Regions from separate parts of the Mus musculus genome. Here region 1 is linked to region 2. Evidence: chromatin loops called from intact Hi-C (ENCODE). Cell type or tissue: heart. All regions are shown on one strand. Each heading gives the region's core, and the rest is flanking DNA. Links, peaks and the distances in the headings are about the cores only.

Evidence for each region. A loop is a pair of places that touch in the nucleus more often than their neighbours do. Peaks named below come from ENCODE experiments on the same cell type or tissue, not always from the same donor. Only the 100,000 strongest peaks of a DNase experiment are listed, where the experiment ranks them.
Region 1: it touches region 2 in a loop (2.4-fold over the local background); 3 of 42 quality-filtered maps call a loop at or near these places.

The regions. Positions count from the first base shown.
Region 1 is chr19:45,011,479-45,022,402 of GRCm38, forward strand. It overlaps Twnk (twinkle mtDNA helicase), which reads left to right. Exons shown (of 5, transcript NM_153796.4): 5 at 106-1,286. The coding sequence ends at 426. Lzts2 (leucine zipper, putative tumor suppressor 2) reads left to right here and starts at 6,657. Exons shown (of 5, transcript NM_001130526.1): 1 at 6,657-6,752; 2 at 9,909-10,358. The coding sequence starts at 9,951. In heart, for the core only: CTCF peaks have their summits at 1,305 (motif pointing right), 3,598 and 5,935 (motif pointing right); DNase peaks (open chromatin) are centred at 3,683, 5,073, 6,153, 6,603 and 4 weaker places; H3K4me3 peaks cover 5,583 bases; H3K27ac peaks cover 6,288 bases.
Region 2 is chr19:44,926,005-44,936,928 of GRCm38, forward strand. It overlaps Slf2 (SMC5-SMC6 complex localization factor 2), which reads left to right and starts at 5,115. Exons shown (of 20, transcript NM_001081225.2): 1 at 5,115-5,446; 2 at 8,108-8,151; 3 at 8,929-9,662. The coding sequence starts at 5,307. In heart, for the core only: a CTCF peak has its summit at 5,044; DNase peaks (open chromatin) are centred at 2,347, 4,957 and 5,567; H3K4me3 peaks cover 3,302 bases; H3K27ac peaks cover 4,283 bases.

The sequences.
Region 1 (10,924 bases), core at 1,010-9,009, 85 kb after region 2:
CTGGGCCATCTCTTGAGCCCCTCATTTTTCCCACTCTTTCCACTCCTTCCTGCACCCTCAGCCTTTCACTCATGTCTTTTTTTTCTCCTGCCCCCTCTCCTTTAGGCAAGCCAAGAAGCAGACAATGTTCTGATCTTACAGGATAGGAAACTGGTGACTGGGCCTGGGAAACGGTATCTGCAGGTGTCCAAGAATCGCTTTGATGGAGACGTAGGTGTCTTCCCACTGGAGTTCAACAAGAATTCCCTTACCTTCTCCATCCCACCCAAGAGCAAAGCCCGACTCAAGAAGATCAAGGACGACAATGGACTAGTGGCCAAAAAATCCTCTTCTGGCAAAAAAGGGGCTGCGCACCAGAACCCTGAGATTTGCTTAGGCCAGGACCCCAGCCCCGCCCAGCCAGATACCTCCAAGTCCTCAGGGTGAAAGCAGTGCACTGCTGCTCGCTGAAATGAGCCTGGTGGAGCAGGCCTTCTGCTGGGGCTCTTCCATATAGTCCTGAGCTACAGAACCCTTCCCAGCCCAGGGCTGGACTCCATGGTGAAAATTTTTAATTGAGCAGCTACTGGGGAATCTCCTGTATGCTGGTTTGTGTTTGTTTTTTCCCCATAGGTTTTCTGTATAGCACTGGAAAGACAAAGGCTGTTTCCAAAGAACCAGCGTTTTGGTGAAAGGAACGAAGCAAAGGGAAGGATGCTAGACTCAGCTCGTTTTGGGTTTTTGTTTTTTGTTTTTCCAGATAGGGTTTCTTCTCTGTATAGCCCTGGCTGTCTTGGAACTCACTTTGTAGACCAGGCTGGCCTCGAACTCAGAAATCCGCCTGCCTCGTCAGCTTGTTTTGATTAGTCAGTCTGAAAAGGTGTCTGAACAGAGTGCATGGGAGAACTAGACATGGGCCTGTGAACCTCTGCAGAAAGGGATCCAGATGGAAACACGCCAGACCCTCAGGTGGGAATGAGCAAGGCAGATGAAGAGGCCAGGCCCCTGAAGCTGCCGTGAAACAGGAGGTTTGCTGAAGCTCCAGAGCCGAAGGCTGATGCGGTAGGCACCGAGCCTCTCTGCTCTGCTTTGTAGAGCCAGGCAGAAGAATTGATCTGAGGTGCTGATCCTGTACTCTTAGGGCTTCAAAGATGGAAGCTGCTTCCCACTGGACCATGGAAAGAAGCTGTAAGCCTGCAGTGCCTGCCCCGTGGGTGCCGATTTCACTGCTGCCTCTGACAGCTGGAGCTAGGACTCTTTTGTAGAGCCTTTTCCAGTTTGAATGAAACATTTCTATTGCCTTTGTTTCTGTGCGTTTTTTCTTACTTGTCCACCAGGTGTCTCCCCACACTAATTGGATTTCTTCTCTGACTTGGGAGTAAATGGGTCCTTTTCCCCACTTCAACCTCTGAGCCGGAAGCTCCCAAATAGCAGGGAGCAGTACAGGGCCTTCACATCTCACCCCCTAGAGATACACCGTCCTTGGAATAGGGGAAACAGGGTGCTGTGTTGAGGACCCCATAAAATTCCTGACAGGTGTGGGTCACATACCCAGGCCTTGCCTGACCAGCTGTCGCTCTTCACCTGTGAGGTGAACCATTCACATATCTCAGTGTAGACTCAAGAGTCAGCCCTAGCTGGGCGTGGTGGTGAATGCTTTTAATTCCAACACCTGGGAGGTAGAGGGCAGAAGATCAGGAGTTCCAAGTATCCTAAGTCTAGGCCAGACTGGGCTACTCAAAACTTTACCTCAAAAATAGCTCATTATCTCTTTCCCCTTACCCTCATTCATTCCCTCTGGAGTCCTCTCATCTCTCCTTAACATGTGCTCGAGCTGGGAATTTGTTAAAAACTCTGAGCTTAGGGCAGTCTCTCTCCCCTGCCTTTACATCCTCTGAGATTTGGAGTTTGACATGGGGTCTGGATACCTCAGTTTACCAGGCGCTACAGAAGGTTTTAGAAGAAATGATTCACAGACTGCCAGGCATATTGCTAAATGACCTTTTCATTTCGATTGGTGTGATGCCCTGAAGTAGCGATTTCAAGATTGGGGGTATTAGCAAGCCTCTGCTCTAGGTAGAGGGGTGGTTTTTTTACTCCCTAGAGGAAGAGCAACCTTTTCAAATCAACCCAAGAGGAAGCTTTTAGAACCGGATGGTAGAGTCCAGGGTTTCTGAGAACTCTAGCCACAAAGACCTGAAACAATTGCTTGCAAAGCTGTTGGTGGTGGGGAAGAACCTAGGGGTGGGGGTAGCTCCTCCAGGGCCTGCCTTCTTGGGGGTCTCTCCCAGACTGGCTGGAGCCAGGCCTCTCTAATCCTGCAGTAATCATTACCAGCAGTTGGCTGCTCTAGGCCTCAACCAGGGTCTGAAATATTTAAGTCAGCCATGCCTTCCAGATGTACAGAGAGAGAGATCACTCCTACCTATCAGAGTATGGATTCTGTATTCTACTCTCCCTAAAATGCCTGGCGTGTCCTCAGACAATCCTGTAGTTTCTCCTTTGGAGTTTGTGAGGGCTGTAAATCAGCAGAGAGAGAGAGAGACAGCTCCACCCTCCTGGCTGGCGCACACCCCCACACTTCACAAACCAGAATGAGGAAGAGGAGGAGGAGGAAGGCTAGCTAACACACCCCCTACACAAACACATTCCTCTTCGTACCTGCCCTAAACTCCCCACAGCAAGCTCTAGCACAAAATATGCTCAGTAGCCATTGGAGCCCGGAAGCCAGGTAAGGTCATTCCTATATCTTTAATATAAAGTTCCGAGGAGGCACTTTCTATCCACATACTCAAAGTGGCTTGAAGCAAATCACCTGGGATGAGTCGTGTCACCCTGTGTCCCACTTACTCCATGTCCCAGAGACCTCCTGGAAAGGTCTGGCCTAGCAGGGTCAGATTAGATCTGCAGCCCTGCTTTCAGACTTACATTGGGTCTCACGTGACCGTGAGGGGGCGGCTTTAGGTCTTCAACAGCTGTAATGTGGGCGAGTCTGAGACCAAACTCACCTTGGTCTCCTGAACCAACTACTCAGGCAGTGGGCCTGGCTCAGAGAGCTGTAAACTTAAGCCTTTCCACAATATACCTGGTAAGTCAGGGAGGAAAGGAGCCTTTGGTACGTCCCTGAAATACAGGCCAACTTCCTGTTTGCTCCTGTGGGTGGGACTTTATGGATCTAAGGGAAGCCTAGCTGTGCCCTATGGGGGGCCAGGACTAGCAGCTTTCTCACCTGGGTTGCTAACTACTCTAGGGAAAGAGGCGGTACTAGGTCTGCCAGGACAGCCCCCAGCCAGCCCCAGCCCTAATGAGTGTGTGTGTGTGTGTGTGTGTGTGTGTGTGTGTGTGTGTGTGTGTGTGTGTTTTATGAAACTCGATACTTCTTTGTCTGCTTCCTAGGGATTTTCCCTCTTCTGGTTGTGAGCAGAGTGGACCGGACTGAGTTCCCCACAGAGCAGGAGAGAGGCAATCTCTACCGTGCCTTAGTTAAGGCTGCCAGGTAGCTAAAACGTCAGTTACGCCTGCCCTCCCCTTAGGTCAAAAGTCAGTATGCTGTGCAGTCAAAAGGCCAGAGAGACAGCCTTAGGCCACCACCAGGCTACTTTTGGACTGGGTACTGGGTCAGGCTACTTTTGGGTTGGGTACTAGGTTAGCTATTTGGAGGTGCGGGGCAGACCACTCCCCTCTGGGGGGGGGCGCGGCTTCAGCCGCCCCGCCCCACTCTTCCAGGGCTGGCCTGGCGGGAGCGGGGAGCCGGGAGCGCTGAGCCCGGAGCCGGCTGGAGAAGTAGAGTTCTATCACGGCGAAGAAATAGGCACGCTGGAGCGGGAGCCGGGCCAAAAAGGGAGCAGCGGCGCAGGTGACGCTGGGTGAGTGGTGGGGCGGACGGGGTGCAGGAGCTCCGGCTTCCCGCAGGTCCTCACTTTGGAGAGAACTTTACGCGTCTTGGGATGAGGAAAGGGTCCGCACTCTGTGGACCGCAGGCGAAACAACAGCAAAGGAGTAAGAAAACTTACACACACGCGCCGACACACACACACACACACACACACACACACACACACACACACACCCATGCATTCACTTAGGACGCGAACACACGTGTGCTCAGGAAAGGACAAACACAGCGAGGTACCCTAGCTGTCCCAATGGCAGTACCACTAGCTCGCGCGACTCCCCACCCCACCCTGCGACCTGGACGCTGAGTTTTTCTGCCCAAGGCTGAGTGAGAGAAAGGGGACGCCCTGAGACTATCGGCGGGGGCGGGCGGGGTTTGTCGCACCAGGCGGTTCCTGCTTCCCAGCCGGCTGCCTGCAGGTGAAGACCAAGACGTAAACAGGCGTTGAGCACGTGATTGCTTCGCAGCCGGGTGGGTAGTGCTCCCCAACTCCTGTCTAGGCAGGGACACCCCTCTCATCTACCTCTCCGCTGGTCCTAGCATGTTTGTTTCGCCCTGTATGGAGCTTTATTCCACACTTCACCTGGAATGATGATAAATCCTCTCACCCAGAATGGGAGCTCAACGCCCCTGGGGGCCTGGGTGACCCGGAGACCTGGAGAGGGTTGGGGCTAACTTGGGCTCCTTGCCTTGGAGCTCACTAGCACGTTCTTGGAACCCGTATCCTTGAAAGGTATCCGAAAGGACCTTGATGGCCCCAGACAGCTGCCCCGGTCTCATACAGCTCTGTCTTTACGTCCTCTTCCTACCGCCACCTCCACCCCTTGCAGGACTGGGCACAAATAGCCCACTCAAGCGAGAAGAGTCTCCCCTCACCCCTCCTCAAAGGGAACGCACCAAGAGTAAATATATCCTTAAACCTAAGGGGAGTGTGTCTCCTCTAGGTGGAAGAAAGATCAGAGTCCCCTCTCTGAAAGTGAAAGAGGGGGCTGCAGCCTCTTCCCCCTCCGGCCCCCATCCTTCATTCCCCCCACCCCTCACCCGGCCACATGCTGAGCCCAGCTGCTGCCTGAGCTTCTGGGCTGGAGGCCAGAAAGGGGAGGAGGTTCTCGGTGCCCCAGGAGGCAGGGATCAGGGCAAGGCCAGAGGAGGGGGTTTCTGTTAGGGAGAGGGGTTCGGTATGTTCTTGTGAAGCTGAGGGGCTGGAGTGAGCCTGAGGGTGGCTAGGCTGTGTTTTCCTTTCCAGGGAAAAAGAAAGAAAAACAACCCTTTCCATGGAGCTAAAAATAGAGCTGAGAGCCGGCCAGGCTGTGGCCTGGAAGGGGGGGGGGTGCTTCTTCCTGGGGCTGAGCCCAGCTCTGGCAGACCTTGGGGGGGGGGGCGGGGGGGATCGGGGAAGGGAGGATGGCCTTGCCAGAACATGTGAGGTCGGCTGACCTGAGCAGGTCACAGAGACCCCTCAGGGAAAGTGGGTAGTTTGTGAATATGATGTAAGAAGTTTCCAGAGTGGCTGAATCCGGCTGTCATTGCGTGGAAGAGGGTTGGGAGGCTGAGTGTATTTAAAGAATGTGACTGGATGCAAAGGACTGTTGTGCACTCTCCCGTGCACGAAACACCAAGCCTTCTGTGAGTTGGCCTGAAGGATTATGGAATGAAGATCTATGGAGCCACGTGATGGATGAGACTGACTGTGGCTGCCCGAGACTGAATGTGGGAAAGGTCGTGTGGGTGTTAAGACTGTTGTTTTCGAGAGGGTAAAAATATTTGTGACCCCAAGAGAGACTTTGGGATGTCTGCTGCGGAGCCAGTGTAGGTTTGAGCTGTTCGTTCTTGAGATTATTGGGGGTCAGGTATCCCTCCCACCCCCTTTGAGCAGCGACCCTTCTCATAGCAAATGACCCCCGAGGTTCGGCTAGGGAGGCTGGAGCCATGCCAGGGACAAGCCTGGGCTCGCGGCCCGAGGGTGCTGTGCTGGAAAGGGAGTGGGATTGGTGGGGGTCTTGGGGGGGGGGGGCTGGTAAGTTGCTGGAAAGGGCCACCAGGTGGCGCCGATTTGGAAAATCCAAGCGTGTGACCTCCAGCCTGCTGGGGGTGGGACAGACAGCGACCGAGCCAGTCCCTCAACTTGTGCCCAGGAGCCGGCAACTGGAGAGGGATGGCTGACCCCCTCGGCCTCCCCATGGACCGGGAAGCTGGAGACTGAGGAGGGAAGCTTCTCCTAGAGGAGCGGAGGGGGAGGGGCGGGGCTGGCGCCGCGCCTTGGCTCTTTGTGCTGGAACAATGACCAGCTGCCGCTGGCCCTTGGGCTCCGGCAGGGATAGGCGATGGTGACCCGGCTCGATGAGTCTCGAGCCGGCCGAGCCTCCTAACACACACACACACACACACACACACACACACACACACACACACACACAGAGTCGCTAGGCCACTCTGGGAGGAATCCCGAGCGCTACCGAGCACACACACACACCACACTTAACACACACACACACACACACACACACACACACACACACACACACACACACACACACACACACACAACACACACACACACACACAGTTGCTAGGCCACTCTGGGAGGAATCCCGAGCGCCGCCGAGCAGCCCCCGCGTGCGCCCTGGCTGGCACGCGTGACGTGGGTTACTTGCGCGTGTCCGCTCCCCGGGGCGGGAACGCCCCTCGGACCCCTCCCCCCATCAGTGCGCACCGCCCACTCGGGCCGGGCGGGGGCCGGTCAGGGCCGGGGGCGCCGGCTGGGCGGAGGCGGGGCCGAGCCGGGCAGCTCCGAGTGGCCGCGCGCGGGCTGGAGCGGGCGGCGCGCCTGTGGAGTGCTGGGGCGGCCCGGGGCTGAGCATGGAGCAGCGCGGCGGAGGTGAGGGGTCCAGGGCTGAGGGTGCCCCAACTTCTAAGCGATGCGGTCCGGTGGGGAGGTGGCATTCCATAGACGCCCCCAGTTTATGGAAGGAGCGGACTATTGTGGGTGGCGGGGGGGGGGGTGGGGGGACACGACGACTCTGGGCTTTCAGTCTCGGAATGGCAACTCGTGATCCCAGACTGGATCCTGCTTGACTGGTCTCTGGAGTTTGAGTGTGTGTGTTTGGGGGGACTTTCCCCAACTCTCCAACCCCAGCCCTGAGGTCAGAGAGTTGGGACGTGGGCCAGACTCATCTCAGGCCCTGGCGCGGCCCCAGACTCTAGAACCCCCAGCTTACTTGCTGGGGTGGGGGCGCAGGGGTCTGTGTACCATAGTGATAGGTCAGGGAGTGCTGGGGAGAACCAGGGCTTTCTTTTTCCCACAGCTACAAACGCATTTCTCAAAATGGAGCCGCTTGCCCCTCCTTCTCTCTTGGGCCTCAAAAGCGGGAGCCAGGCTGGCTAGGCCTGGCTTTCCTGACGCCTGGCCCTCAGAGCTCAGCTCTGTGGCTCCTCTGGCTTTAGGGGTCCTTGCCTGTGTAGCTTCAGCGACCCTAACTCATGGGTCTGCCTCTGGCTCCTCGTGTCTGAGCCTCTTGGCCTTTGTCTCTTCTGTCTTCTGGCTCCTGTCTCTCTGAGTGTCTACCCCGGCCCTTGCCCTTCCTTCTGGGTCTCACTTTCTGTGTCCTCTGGAGTAGGGACAGGAGTGCCAGCCCCTTCTCACTCCTCACTATACTGTGGAGCAGTCTCCATCCCTAGGCTGGACCTTTTGGGGGCGATCTCAGTACCTACCCTACAGAGAAGTTGCTACACTTCAGTTCCTACCCTAGCTCTTAGCAACTCCTTCCTCACGCTGGACTCCTGTGAGTCTCTGGTCTTAACACTTAGAGGCACTTAGTGGAGAACAATATACAAAGATAAGATGGGGCAAGGGCGTCAGGCACTGTGATCTCACCTTTCCTCAAACTCTTAAGTTAAAAAAAAGTTTTAGGGAGGAGGAGTCCCCATTCACATTGGTGGCTTTGAATGTCACCCAGGTCCTCATGCACTCCCAGAACGCTCACTTATACAGATTGGTCCTGGGGAGCTTTCACACACTTTTCTTGTGTACAGTAGGAATCCATGTAACTGTCCCAGGAGAACTGCAGGCGTCCTGTAGAGATTTGTGTGTCTCAGTCTATGAGAGACTTGACTCAATGGACCCAAAGAAAGGAGGATTTTCCCTAGAATTTCATGCTAGGAGAAGAAGCAGAATGGCTTACTGAGGATAGGTGACTGGAAGATTTAGTGGTATTTACACAAACCTCACATATGTGTGCACAAACTGGTATATCTATCCAAACATTTCTCTTTTTGCCATATAGTGACATCCAGAGCCCACAGATTCATTTGTTTTATACACATTAATAACTGTGTGGTGTGCTTTCTAAGTTACGAAACTCATAACTTTGTAAAACATAAGAATTCACACATACAGCCTGGTGGTGGTAACACACACGCCTTTAATTCCAGCCCTCAGAAGGCAGTAAGAGGTGGATCTCTGAATTCAAGGCCAGCCTGCTCTACAGAGCAAGTTCCAGGGCAGCCAGGGCTACACAGAGAAACCCTGTCTTGGAAAAACAAACAAACAAAAAACAAACAAAACAGCAAAAAAGAATTCACAGTGGGCAGTGGTGGCGCACACCTTTAATCCCAGCACTTTAGAAGCAGAGGCAGAAGCAGGCCGATTTCTGATTTCAGGGCCAGCCTGGTCTACAGAGTGAGTTCCAGGATAGCCAGGGCTATACAGAGAGAACCTGTCTCGAAAAACCAAAACCAAAACCAAAAACAAAAAAAACCACACATACAGCTCGGCATATTTGCACAAGGTTAGAATCCCAGCTCTCTGAGGCAGGAGGATCTGAGTTTGAGGCCCACCTATGGTACATAGCACAACCCTGTTTGGTTTTGTCATGTCCCCTACATCACACACACACATATACACACATGTATGAACGTACTGACATCTGTCTAAACCCACATGGACTGCACAGTTTCATGCATATTCTCACAGATACTGTTCATTTTTTTATGACCCTGTCTATGTACTCACACCCACAAGTAAATGTACACACACACACACATACACACACACACACATACACACACACACACATTCTTCTTTCTCATGGATCCTCAGTCCACTTTTTGGCCCCTTTGCTCTGTGATGACTTCAGCAGATGCCTAAGTCTTGGTCATCGGCAGCCTTGGGACTGGGCGGGAGTTCCGTTCTGGGTGCAGGCTTGCTGTTCTTTCCAGGAAGGAGTAAGACTAGGGGAGGCGGAGCCAGCCATCTTACTTGAGCTCCTACTAGACGTGGTAATGGGCTCCTGCTCAAATTCCATAGGGGTTATTCTGAAGATCAACTAAAGCAGGAAGGTTTATAAAGGTTGGCAGTGGGACAGGGCCTGGGTAGGCTCCCTTAGTCCCGAGTGATGGCAGAAGCTAAGAGTGACATGGAAACAAGCACAGCCTGCATCAACCTCTGGGAGGTAGGAGAGACCCCAGAGGGCACCTGTGGATTCCTAAGACCTGTAAGGTTTCCTGTTTGGCCAGCTCCACCCTCGAAGCCGCCTGAGTGTCTGGGAGAAACTGAGGCCCAGTGGTGGGAGGCTGGACAGCGCCTGGCTTTGACTCTTTGTTCCCTAATTACCATCTGAGTTGCTGATTGCATCCCTGACGTGTCCTCTGCCCAAACAGCCCAGTAATGAGGCCACCTGTCCCAGGAGAGTAGGGACCTGTACTGGGAGCTAGAGTTAGGGATCTCTGCCCAATCTGAGTCTTTGGCTATATAGGGGATACAGGTTGGGGCTTAAACTAGGTCTTCTCTGCCAAGGAACCCTGTATAAATGTTTAGATCTCCCATTCCTTCCTCTCTGTGTGGTCAAGTTATTCCTTAGCCTTGTTCCAGACTAGAGTTGAGGCCCAGAGGAACTCGAGGTTCATGCCAGTTCTTGGAAGGGAAGCCTTTTTCCTAAATGGGGAATGTTCTATCTGGAGGAGGGGGTCAGGAGAAGGCTTATAGGGGGAGGATCCTCAAGGTGCAGGGACTCTGACACCAATGCCCTGCTCACAGGTTGCCCCGGAGGCCCCTGGCCAGACCTGAGCCTCTGCCACCATGGCCATTGTGCACACTCTGCCAGTGCCTCTGGAGCCCGCACGTGAGACAGCCACTGCCCCCAAAACTCCAGCAATGGGCAGCGTGAGCAGTCTTATCTCAGGCCGGCCCTGCCCCGGGGGACCTGCTCCTCAACGACATCATGGTGTCCCTGGGCCCACCTTCTTCCGCCAGCAGGATGGGCTGCTACCGGGTGGCTACGAGGCACAGGAACCGCTCTGCCCGGCTGTGCCACCGAGGAAGGCTGTCCCAGGCAATAGCTTTACCTATGTCAATGAGGACTTCCGGACAGAGTCTCCTCCCAGCCCCAGCAGTGATGTTGAAGATCCCCGGGAACATCAGGCACACAATGCCCACCTCCGTGGGCCCCCACCAAAGCTCATCCCTGTCTCTGGAAAGCTGGAGAAGGTAACGGGCAGCCCTTTTGGGAGGACCTGGGTGGGAAGCCAGGAGCCCCTCAGGGAAGCTAGAATTTGGAAGCGTCAGTAGAGCAAAGAATATGGGTTCTGTCTTACCACTCAGACAGTGAAATAACCTGTCTGAGCCCCGTTTTCTGTGTCTTTATGGTTACGGTTAGAGGCTAATCTTTGTAGGTTCCTGTTAGAATTAATACATAGTAAAGTACCCAGCAACCTCAAATGAACAATATAGTAATTGTCTGAGTTAGTTTTATTTTGTTTTTTGAGACATGGTTTCTCTCTGTAGCCTTGGCTGTCCTGGAACTCACTGTGCAGACCAGGCTGGCCTCGAACTCACAGAGATCTGCTTGCTTCTGCCTCCCGAGGGCTAGGATTAAAGGCATTTGTTACCACCTCCAGCCTAGTTGCTTCAATTATTCAGAGGTGTGTGTATGTGTCCTTGGGCAAAACCTTTAACTTTACTATGGGCCTCTACATCCTTGTTTTTAATATGAGAAGAGGATCATGTTTTGTTTGTGTAGCTATTATGATTAAAAAATGAGCATTTTGAATTAC
Region 2 (10,924 bases), core at 1,466-9,465:
CATACGGGTAAAATACCCTTGCACGTGCACATGCACATAACAACATCGCAGTGAGTTGAAGGGCATTGCAAAAGACTGAGAGCAAATTATTATCCCCAAAGGCTCTCTACAGCTCCAGGGGAGTCACGTTCTTCATGAAGGACAGTCTGAGCAAGGGATGGAAGATCTCTCTCTGTCTGTCATTTTCCCTTCTCATCCATATCTTTCTTGTAGTCACTAGATTACTGACGACCCAAGACAGGTTACATCCGCCTCCCATCTGTCTAGAATGTTATAATACAGGAAGGAGAAGACACACTATCAGAAAACAAACACAAGACAGAACCAGTCTCTCCCAGTATATTCAGTGAAACGTACAGGGCTTTCTCCCTGTCCGCAAGTCAGCATTCAGTTCTTCAGGAAAGACAATCAGCTCTGAGCTCATGAACCATGTGTACTGCACCGGCATTCTCTACCCCATCCTCAGGTAGCAGTCGTTATTGTTTTAATGTAGTCTGTGACTCATCACTTAGTTTTCAAATCCTCTAATGGCTCGCTAAGCATGCGTGAGAAATGCCTGCCTGCAGGCTGGCATCTCTAAAACCAATTATTCCCCCGACTTTGTTTTACGTTTTTAGATGGACAAATAGACTAGCACTGTAGAAATCTGAACTCTACTCCTCCTTCCTATATGCATACACACAAACATAGGTATATATATTACAAAGGGGAAAAAGCCCATAGAAAGTGTGTGCGTGTGTGCATACGTGTGCTGTGTAGTTACATGTTAAAGCCAGAATAGCTGTGATGACTCACAATCCTGGTTCTTAAGAGGTAGAGGCGGAAGGATTGAGGAGATGATCTATCTAGTGAATTTAACAATGGCAGAAACTGTTAGCTATGTCGAAAATTACAAGCCTGCTTCTAATATCTGGGTTTTGAAACATTCCACGGTGGAGTAAGATGACGTAGGGGTCCTTGGCTTCAGGTTTTGCGGTTTTGCTACTCAGTTCCTAGGAAGTTTGCATTGCTTGGCATTATATTAAATTTGGCATCTCCCAGGTAGCCCCTGAAGCTAAACTGGTGCTTTTCCAACACGTTTGCTCAGCCCTGCTGAGTTCAACATCTGTTTACAAAGGTGGTTTTTCCCTTTCTTCCTTCCTTCCTTTCTGTCTTTCTCTCTTTCTTCCTTTCTCTCTCTCTTTCTTCCTTTCTTTCTCTCTCTCTTTCTTTCTTTCTTTCTTTCTTTCTCTCTCTCTCTCTCTCTCTCTCTCTCTCTCTCTCTCTCTCTCTCCCTCTTTCTTTCTTTCTCTCTCTCTTTTTGACTGAGACTTGAGCCATGGTGAGCTCACCTTCCCTTCTGTGGTCTGTTTTTTCTCTGTCAGGCTTTCAAGTTAATTATTTCCTGTTTCTGTGAGTCTGTTCCTTATCCCACCTCTCAGACCACCCTCCACACATTCCTACCCCCATCCATTCCCCAGCACATGGGCCTTTGTCTCTTGGCCTGCCCTTGAGTACCCTCTGAGAGTCTTGGAGTTAATTTCGAAGTATAGCAATCTCAACACAAAAACATGCCTTTCTTGTAAAAGCCAGAAGTTGTGTCCCAGGTTTTCAGCTTTTTAGCAAGTCTTTGTTATGTCCCAATAGTCTCTAGTCTCTTAATGCCTGAGTCTGAGGTACTATGAGAGATCTTGCCCTGTTGGAGGTCTCAGGCATCCTCTCAGGACTCCCACCCTGAGCCTGCCTGTCCTAAGGAGTTGTTCCATTGTTCACGCAACAGTGTTGCCCTTGGTATCTCTCCCGTTCATTCCCTCTCATCAATATCAGAGCCTGCTGGCTTCCTGTAATGCAGGTACAGTGGGCTGAATTGTAGCTCAAAATACTTTCTGTACAGAAGAAGCCCCTGGGTGGGCGGGGCTAGCGATTTGGTTCAGAGTACTAGCTGCTCTTTCAGAGTTCAATTCCCAGAACCCACAAGGTAGCTCACAACTGTCGCTAACTCCAGTTCTAGGGGATCCAGTGCTGCCTTCTTGCCTCTATAAGCACCAGCCTTGCAAGTGAACGCACAGACAGAATACCCACACATATAAAGTAAGTAATTTTTAAAAAGCCACTCCAGGTCCCAGGACTTGGCTTCCTTTCCGTTGCTCAGAAATCTCACCAAAGCAGCCTTTTACAGACAAGTCTTCCTTTCCCCAGCTTCTTCTTCCAGCGCTGCCTGGGGATTTGCTTTCGCTCTCTCACCTAGACTCCAGGACACTGTTTATCATCATGTCCCCTAGCAGTACCTCGGCTTTTCTCTCCTGTCTTCTCACCCCATGAGAGTGCACAGGAGCTCTTCTGGCAGCTTTTACGGTTTCCTGGCCACCTATTTCCAGTCCGATAAGAAGTAAAGGAGGAAGAAAGCCAAAACTGACAAGCTCCCACGAAGCCAGGAATAGCTTAGGAGCATGTGCTTGCCTCACATGCATGCATGAGACCCAGAATTCCAGCCCCAGTGCCTCAAAGAGATACTGACTATAGGTTAGAGTATAAGTGTTTGTGCGTAGTGTATACGTACACACTTAAAGTGAAAACCTGAGTCTAAACACAAAGCAGGGGTTCAACTCTCTTTGAAGGAAAGGGGAGTCTGAGGCTCCAGCCATCTCTATGTTCAGTGCAGCTCAGCCGGCAACTCAAATCTATATGTTCTCCCCGTGCAGCTCAAACAAAGAGAAGCCTTGATGGATATTGAGGATTTGGGCAACTACCTCCCAGTTAAGAAGAGATTTTTTTTTTTTTAAATCGTGCTTTCATTATGACTCCATCTCCGTTTATTGATCAAGGGATTTCTTGCCTCACTTAACTCTGTAATCTGCTGATCAGATTAAGAAAATGTGAAAACTATTGTTTGGCAGCAGGAGCAGAGACCTAAAAGTGACACTTGAGAGGCGGGAGACTCAGATACTATAATTCAAGAAGAGTGACTAATTGATCATGCAGACCATGTTCTTATGCTTTCTTTATTCTTTTTATGCGCTGAGTGTGGAATGGAACAAATCAGATTAAAAGTTTTGTGGCTAGGACTGTTTGGGAGTTCCTAGTGTAGAAATAGCCAGCACAAAGTCATCGAAGGGCCAGGAAATAATCTGCACTAAAAGGCATAAACATATTCAACATAGTTTTGTCACTTACTGTGTTCTTTTCAAATGTAAGGACTAAAAGCAGTGTAGTGAATTCTCAGTTGCAAGCTGCCCTGGGTTTGAGTGTTTCTTCTCTCACATTGTTACTACCTGGTATACAGCTGCGAGTTCTGGAGAGACCCGTGGTTCCTCTTTACCTCCTACCTGCCAGCCTATTGGTCACTTTATTCTCGTTAATTCTTCCTCTTGAGGGATACCAGGAAAGAGAAAAGGGGTGAATTTCAGGTCAGTCTAGTGTGCTTAGCAACAGAAGCAATTCAATCTCAGTACAATAAATTTGGAAGACCTGTTCAATTTTTTTGTGTGTGTCATTTAGGAATTTGCTCCAGCCAAGTGAGGGAACATTCCTCTCAGTTAGAGCCTGGACATTTTTGAGATTGATAGGATTTGTTTTCTTTTCTTTTTTTTTTTTTTTAGTTCCTTTGAGACAGGATCTTGCTACATAGTCAAGGCTGGACTCAATGTCTATTTCTTTCTCTCTTTAAAAAGATATCTTTTATTGCATTCATTTCGTGTGTGTATACGCTGACAGACGTCATAGGATAGCTCACCGCACTGAATCAGTTCTCTCCTTCTGCCATGTGGTCCTGGGTCATGAAAGCAAGTTCCTTTATACCATGAACTATCAGCACAGCCGCGGCCTTCTCTCTTGACCCTCCACCTCCGTCTCCCAAGTACTAGGATTACAATAGGATTACAAGCCTTCCCTAAAAAAAAAAAAAAAACTGGCCGGGTACTGCAGGAAATCTGAAGCCCAAAGGAAAGAGAATCTTGTATTTGTACCAATTACACGAGAGAATCTAAACCTGTTTACATTGCTGGGTTTTATTACTTAAAATTACCCAGAGAAGATGGGCAGTGGTGGCCCACGCCTTTAATCCCAGCATTTGGGAGGCAGAGACCGGCCATTTTTCTGAGTTCAAGGCCAGCCTGGTCTACAGTCAGTTCCAGGACAGCCAGGGCTATACAGAGAAACCCTGTGTGTGTGGGGGGGGGGGGGGGAAGTGGGGGGGACAAGGGAAATTACCCAGAGAAGTGAGTAACTATACCCATTCTATACACATGGGAAGTGAAGTTTTAAATTACTCTGACCAGTTCCTCGGTCTGCAAAAAAACCCAGCTGGAGAGATAGCTCAGTGGTTAAGAGTACTAGTTGCTACTTCCAGAGGTCCTGAGTTCAATTCCACCAACCCTAAGGTGGCTCACAACCTCATGCTCTATTGTCATTCAGGCATACATGCAAATTGAGCACCATATACATAAATAAAAACTTAAAGAAATCCAACCTAACAGCCTCTTCAAAGCACAAGTCCTTTACTGATAAGGAAAAGAAGTCTATGTGCTGCGACTTCATGGGGAAACCCATTAGAGACAAAACGCTTTGACAGAATAAAAATGTCTAATTCAATGACTGAGTGCTCCCCCGCCCCCTCCCTTACAAAACAAAACAAAACAAAACAAAAAAACGGAACAACTATATCACAGTATAGAAGATCCCTCACAGAACGGTCAAATCACATTATAAGAGAAGGAACAGAAAGGAAATGGTGACAGCATTTTGGCCTAAGATGCCAAAGTGACTATGAAATATTAGGGCAGCTGTAGCACAATCGTCACAAATGTTGGCCATCTTCACTACAGACAGCTGCAGGCTCGGTTTTACTTCTGCAAATCTCACCCCTAGCCCTCGATCAGGCGGCTGTCGCCAGCTGTCGTAACACCCGCCACTGCCTCTTCTTTCCCACTCCCACGCACCGGCCAAGGCCGCCGCGGCCCCGACGAGGAGGCGCGCGCCCCAGGCGCACGTGACGGGCCCGGGGAGGGCAGTTTTCAATCTCCCCTCCCCCTTCCAAAAAACCCGCCCTCTCCCGGCAGGCGGAGGCTTTCTATTGCGCTACCACCAGAGTGACCCTCAGGTCAGCCAATCGCGACGCGGCACCTCAAGAAAGGCCCGCCCCCTGATGGTCCTCAGGTTCCTTCCCGCTCACACCGGAGTCACTTCCGAAGAGAGAACCGCCATGAAGAGAGTAGGGGGTGCCGCCCACCTCTGCACCGACAGCCTCCCCGAGTCCCAGCAGCAAGACGGCAACCACGCACCCAGCTTCTCCAGCCACAGCTCATGCCGCCGTCGCCAGCGGCGCCGACATGACAAGGCGCTGCATGCCCGCTAGGCCAGGTTTCCCCTCATCCCCAGCCCCGGGGTCGTCGCCCCCGCGCTGCCATCTGAGACCCGGTAGTACCGCCCCTGCTGCAGCGGGAAAAAGAACAGAGAGTCCTGGGGACAGGTACAGTGCAGAGGGCTTGAGAAGGGGCCGGGTCGCGGGGGCACGGGTATAGGGGAGGACTACGGACGGCTGCTCTTCAGTTCCCGCCATCCTCAGCGAGCTCAGGCCTTGATGTTCTGGGGCCTGCAAGCCCTCGCCCCGCCTCCGCGCGGGGGCTTCTGGGAGTTGAAGTCTCCTTTTCTGTAGTTGAGGTGTTGCTTTTGGTCTAGTGACCACCAGCCTAGATGGCTGCGGAGAGCCCGCTTTAGGTAGAAGGTTGTTTTTCTCCTTTTCGAGCGCTTGCCCTGGGGCCCTCCCTTCTCGAAGCCTCTATTTAGATCGTTCTGATCCTGGTGGTTTCTTGAGTTTAATTATGTAAGATGTGATAAGGAAAACCCACGAATTACTTAATAGTACAGTGTACACGACCATTCATACTAAAAACATTTTTGGAATGCGCCTGTTTTCTCTTTGAGTGACTTTCTCCCTCACCAACAGACCTTTCTTTTTCTATTTCCTTTTTCTTCCTTTCTTTTTTTATATGGTAAGGATTTTCTGGGAGCTATGTAATGATGGAGAATTTCATCATATGACATCCTCTGACAATAAAACATTCAAATTATCTACGAACTTGGTACTGTCTTTTTTTTTTTTTTTTTAAGAATTGGTAACAGACGTTTTAAGTTTATGCTTTAATATTGTAGCACAGATTCACAATCCTTTATCTTAATTCTGAAGGACAGAAGGCTGTGAAAAACAACTATTTTCATTGCTTCCTACCACAGCCGCCTTGGCAGCCAAGCCAGGTTGATCAGAGCTAATATAAGGTTTGTGGGTGGTACTGAGTGTGAGTGTTGATAAGCTTTGCTGGAGAAATAGTAATATTTTGGCTACAGGTTGCAGCGCCAGATCCTGCTGGGGGCTGCACATAATACATTCAAGTTATTTCCCCTCCAAAATCCAATAAATTGAGAATTCTAACACGTTTGGTTCCAGCACTTTCAGATTAAAGGCTTGTAAAACTGTCATAATTTTTTTTAACCAGTTATACATAAGTAATGGATATTTCTGTGTGCTTGAACTTAGGAAACAATTATTTTACCTCTACAGAGTTCGTTTATAGTTTCATGGTTTACCAAAAGTCATTTTTCCATTCAGGTGTATTGGAGAGTAGTATTAGATTTAATACTTTAGGGGAAGGGTATGATGTTAATTTTTAGTAAAAATATAAGTATATCTTGGTTTTAATTTGCTGCTTCTGGGTTCTTTTGCACCTCTCCACTGCCAGAAATAGGCACATCATGTGTCTTCACTAGTATTTCTTCCTTTACTCAGTGGTAGAGTTAATTTACCTAATGTAATTGACTTTCTGTAAACAAATGCATGTATTCTCCCATAACCTGTCACTCATCATTTAGGTTCTCTCAACATACTGGTGGAGTCTAGGTAAACCAGGAAAGATGGTCACTGCTCTTCTAATGCTACCAGTAAAATGTACACTAGAGAAGGAGATCAGCCTTGGGTTTGGATTGCTCAGGCTGCCGTCTTGAGTACTGGCTCAGTGGAGGAATGTTCAGGGATACTGCTTGTTGGCTCTCTTTCAAACATGCATGAACAGATCAGAGTATAGGTTCAGGAAATAATTGTATGCCCATGTTAGTGTGTAGTAACCCGTACATATTATTAAAGCTGTTTGATTTTTTTTTTTACTTGTTAACTGTCCAATTTCCTTTTTATTTTACTTAGGTAGTATGATGCTTTTGTAAAAGTATCTTAAGTTTTGTTTTGTTTTAAGTATTTTACTTATTTTTTATGTGAATGAGTGGTTTTGGCTGCATGTATATTTGCACCATGTGTGTGCCTGGTGCTAGGAGACCAGAAGATGGCATCACATACCCCTGGAACTGGAGTTAGTCATTTGTGAATAGCCATCTGGGTGTGGGGAGCCCTGGCTTCTTTGCAAGAGCAACACATGTTCTTAACCACTGAGCCATCTCTTCGCCCCTTGAATCTTTGCTTTTTTGTTCTGTTTTATTTTGTTTTGTTTGATTTGCTTTTCAAGAAAAGGTCTCATTGTGTAGCCCTTACCAGGCCTAGAATTCACTCCATAGACCAGACTGGTCTCACATTTACATAGATACATCTGCCTTGTCTCCTGAGTACTGGAATTAAAAGGTGTGTGCTACTGCTCCTGGCTAATCTTAAGGAATCTTAGATCTTTAAGAAGAAAGTTTGAAACACAAGTTGTGGCTCATCCTAGCTTTTGCTGTTAGTTTAGGATCTTATAAAACATAAGAGATCAGTGTAAGAGTCACGGCTGATCCTCTCTACCTTTGCCTTGCATGTTCCTTTTCAGATCAACCCAATTGTTCTCTTTCCCATCTGCTGTTCTGCTCATGTTGCAAGTCTCTGTTAGACAGGTCTGTGATCTCTAGTATTTATCAGGTTTCTGTTTAAGTCTCAATTGTGTTTATAAACTTAGCAAAAAAATGGCTATATATTTTTTTAAATTTTCCCTTGTGGCTTAGCAAACTATGATTGACATTTTCAGTACTTGATTAGTTAAATAAGAAAGTGGAATTCAGCCCGTATTATATATCTAACACTCACGACTTGATCTAAAGTATTGAGGTTTGAATATTTGGTGTTGTGATGTCATATTAGCTGTGCTTTTATTTTCAGGAAACAGTCAATCATAGATTTCTTCAAGCCAGCTGCAAAACAAGGTATGCATGGTAATGTATTTTTGATGGGTTGTCTTAGAGAGCCTCCAGACTTTTGATTATACTGTTCAGGATTAAGAAATGTTTGTTATAATGAAAATGTGCTCAACAGTAAACCATCTCTTCTATAGTCTTTTTTTTTTTAAGATTTACTTTATGTATATGAGTACACACTATAGCTGTACATATGGTTGTGAGCCTTCATCTGATTGTTGGGAATTGAATTTAGGACCTCTGTTCACTCCCACTCCAGTCAACCCCACCTGCTCAGTCCCTGCTCGCTTTGGCTCAAAGATTTATTTATTATTCTACATAAGTACACCGTAGCTGTCTTCAGATGCACCAGAAGAGGGCATCAGATCTCATTACGGATGGTTGTGAGCCACCATGTGGTTGCTGGGATTTGAACTCAGGACCTTCAGAAGAGCAGTCAGTGTTCTTACCTGCTGAGCCATCTCAACAGCCCTCTACATTCTTAACATTAAAAAAATTCCAGCTTATAGTGCTTATATTATTTGTGTTCTCTAGTAAAAAGCTCACAAAAAAAGCTATAGTGAGCTTAGTTGATGTAGCAGAAGGGATTCATGAAACTTCATAAAAGATAACCCTATTTCTTAGTTTCTCTCATTCCCCCAAAATATATTTTATCACCACATATTAATTGGATTGAATTTTTTAGTAGCTTCAGTACAGTTAATAGCTAATATAAACATTAATAGACACATCAGTTTATTTTTAATAATGTGTGATTTATATGTGTTTTAATTGTGGCTGTTTTAGACAAACATATGTTGGATTCGCCTCAAAAATCAAACATCAAATACAGAGGAAATGGATTATCCATCACTGGGACAGAGCAATTTGAAAGGAAATTATCTTCACCAAAAAAACTTAAACCTAAGAGGATGTCATCAGAAGAAAGTCCTATTTTAGAGGCTTTCATGAAAGGTGGGAAGGAGCACCACAAAGATCGTGGTGTCCATGAGTCACGGCGGCCTTGTATGTCTCTAAGCAAATATTTACCCAAAGGAGCTGGCATCTATGCTCCTTCCTCTTATCGATTGCCCAAAGAGATCAAGGCACAGAAGAAAAAACACCAGTCTCCTGAGAGAAGGAAGTCACTGTTCATTCATGAAAGTAACAGGGAGAAGAATGACAGAGATCGAGGCAAGAACAGTGAAGACTCCAGAAAACAGGCCACAGCCACAGAAGGTGACATCTTCAAGCATAGCTCCAGAAGTATTAGTAGCAGAAGCAGCCTGTCCAGGCACCATCCAGGAGAAAGCACACTGGGGGCTAGGTTCCAGCTGTCATTAGCTTCTTACTGCCGAGAGCGAGAACAGAAGAAGTTGAGAAAGGAACAAATGGAGCAGAGAATCAACTCGGAAAATTCTTTCTCAGAAGCAAGCAACCTTTCCTTAAAGTCGTCTGGTGTAGGGAAAAACTGTAAGCCGAGGCATGAGCATAGCAAGCACACTGAGGCTGTACCTGGGAAGAGTAATCTCTCAACTCTGGTATGTACAGTAACTACTGCTGTACCATGCTCAGACCTAAGTCTACAGATACTTATTAACCCATAACATAGTTAAGGAAATAGAGGTGCACAACTTGGGCTGATGCTGGTTTCATTAGGTTATCTCTACTCTTCATTGAATTCTATATGTTTATTTTATTTATTTTGGTTTTTTTCAAGATAGGGTTTCTCTGTGTAGCCCTTGTTTTCCTGGATCTCCCTTCATGGACCAGACTGGCTTTAAATTCTCAGAGCTCCACTTGCCTCTGCTCCTGAGTGCTGAGATTAAAGCCTTGCACCACCACGGCCAGCTAAATTCATTCTTAACCCTAATTTTTACAGACCAGGATCAACGTTTGTTTGTTTTTTTTTTTTAACTTTTTTTTTTTTAATTGATTCTATGTATGTGAGTACACTGTAGCTGATGTGGTTGTTGGGGATTGAATTTTAGGACCTTCTGCTCGCTCTGGTCAACTCAGCTTGCTCAGTCCCTGCTTGTTCCAGCCCAAAGCTTCATTTATTATTATACATAAGTTCACTGTAGCTGACTTCAGACACACCAGAAGAGGGCGTCAGATCTCATTACAGGTGGTTGTGAGCCACCATGTCGTTGCTGGGATTTGAACTCAGGACCTTCAGAAGAGCAGCTAGTGCTCTTACCCATTGAGCCAGCTCCTTAACATTTTTTTTTAATGGTTCCTCTTCTCCCCCTCCCCCCCCCCCCCCAGGACAGGGTTTCTCTATATAGCCCTGGCTGTCCTGGAACTCACTTTGTAGACCAGGCTGGCCTCGAACTCAGAAATCGGCCTGCCTCTGCCTCCCGAGTGCTGGGATTAAAGGCAGGCGCCACCATGCCCAGCTCCCTCTTCATTTTTTATATGCATTGGTGTTTTGCCTGCATGTATGTCTGTTGGCGGGTGTCAGATACCCTGGAACTGGAATTACAGATTGTAAATGCCATGTGGGTGCTGGAAATTGAACCCAGGTCCTCTGAGCTATCTCTCCAGTCCCACAAAGATGTTTTCTGATGAAACATTAGAATGAAACATTCTTTCAGGCAGATATTGTAATTTTTTTTAAAGATTTGCCAAAGGGAGGTGCTTAAGGAATGGCAAATACAGAAGAGTAGGAAACAACTTAGACTAGTGCTTCTCAAAATGTCCTCAGAGCAGTAGCAGCAATGGCCCTTGGAAATTTGTCTAAATGCACTCTCTATCCCAGTAAGAAACAGTGGAGTCAGAGCACAGCAGTCTTCAGTTAAAA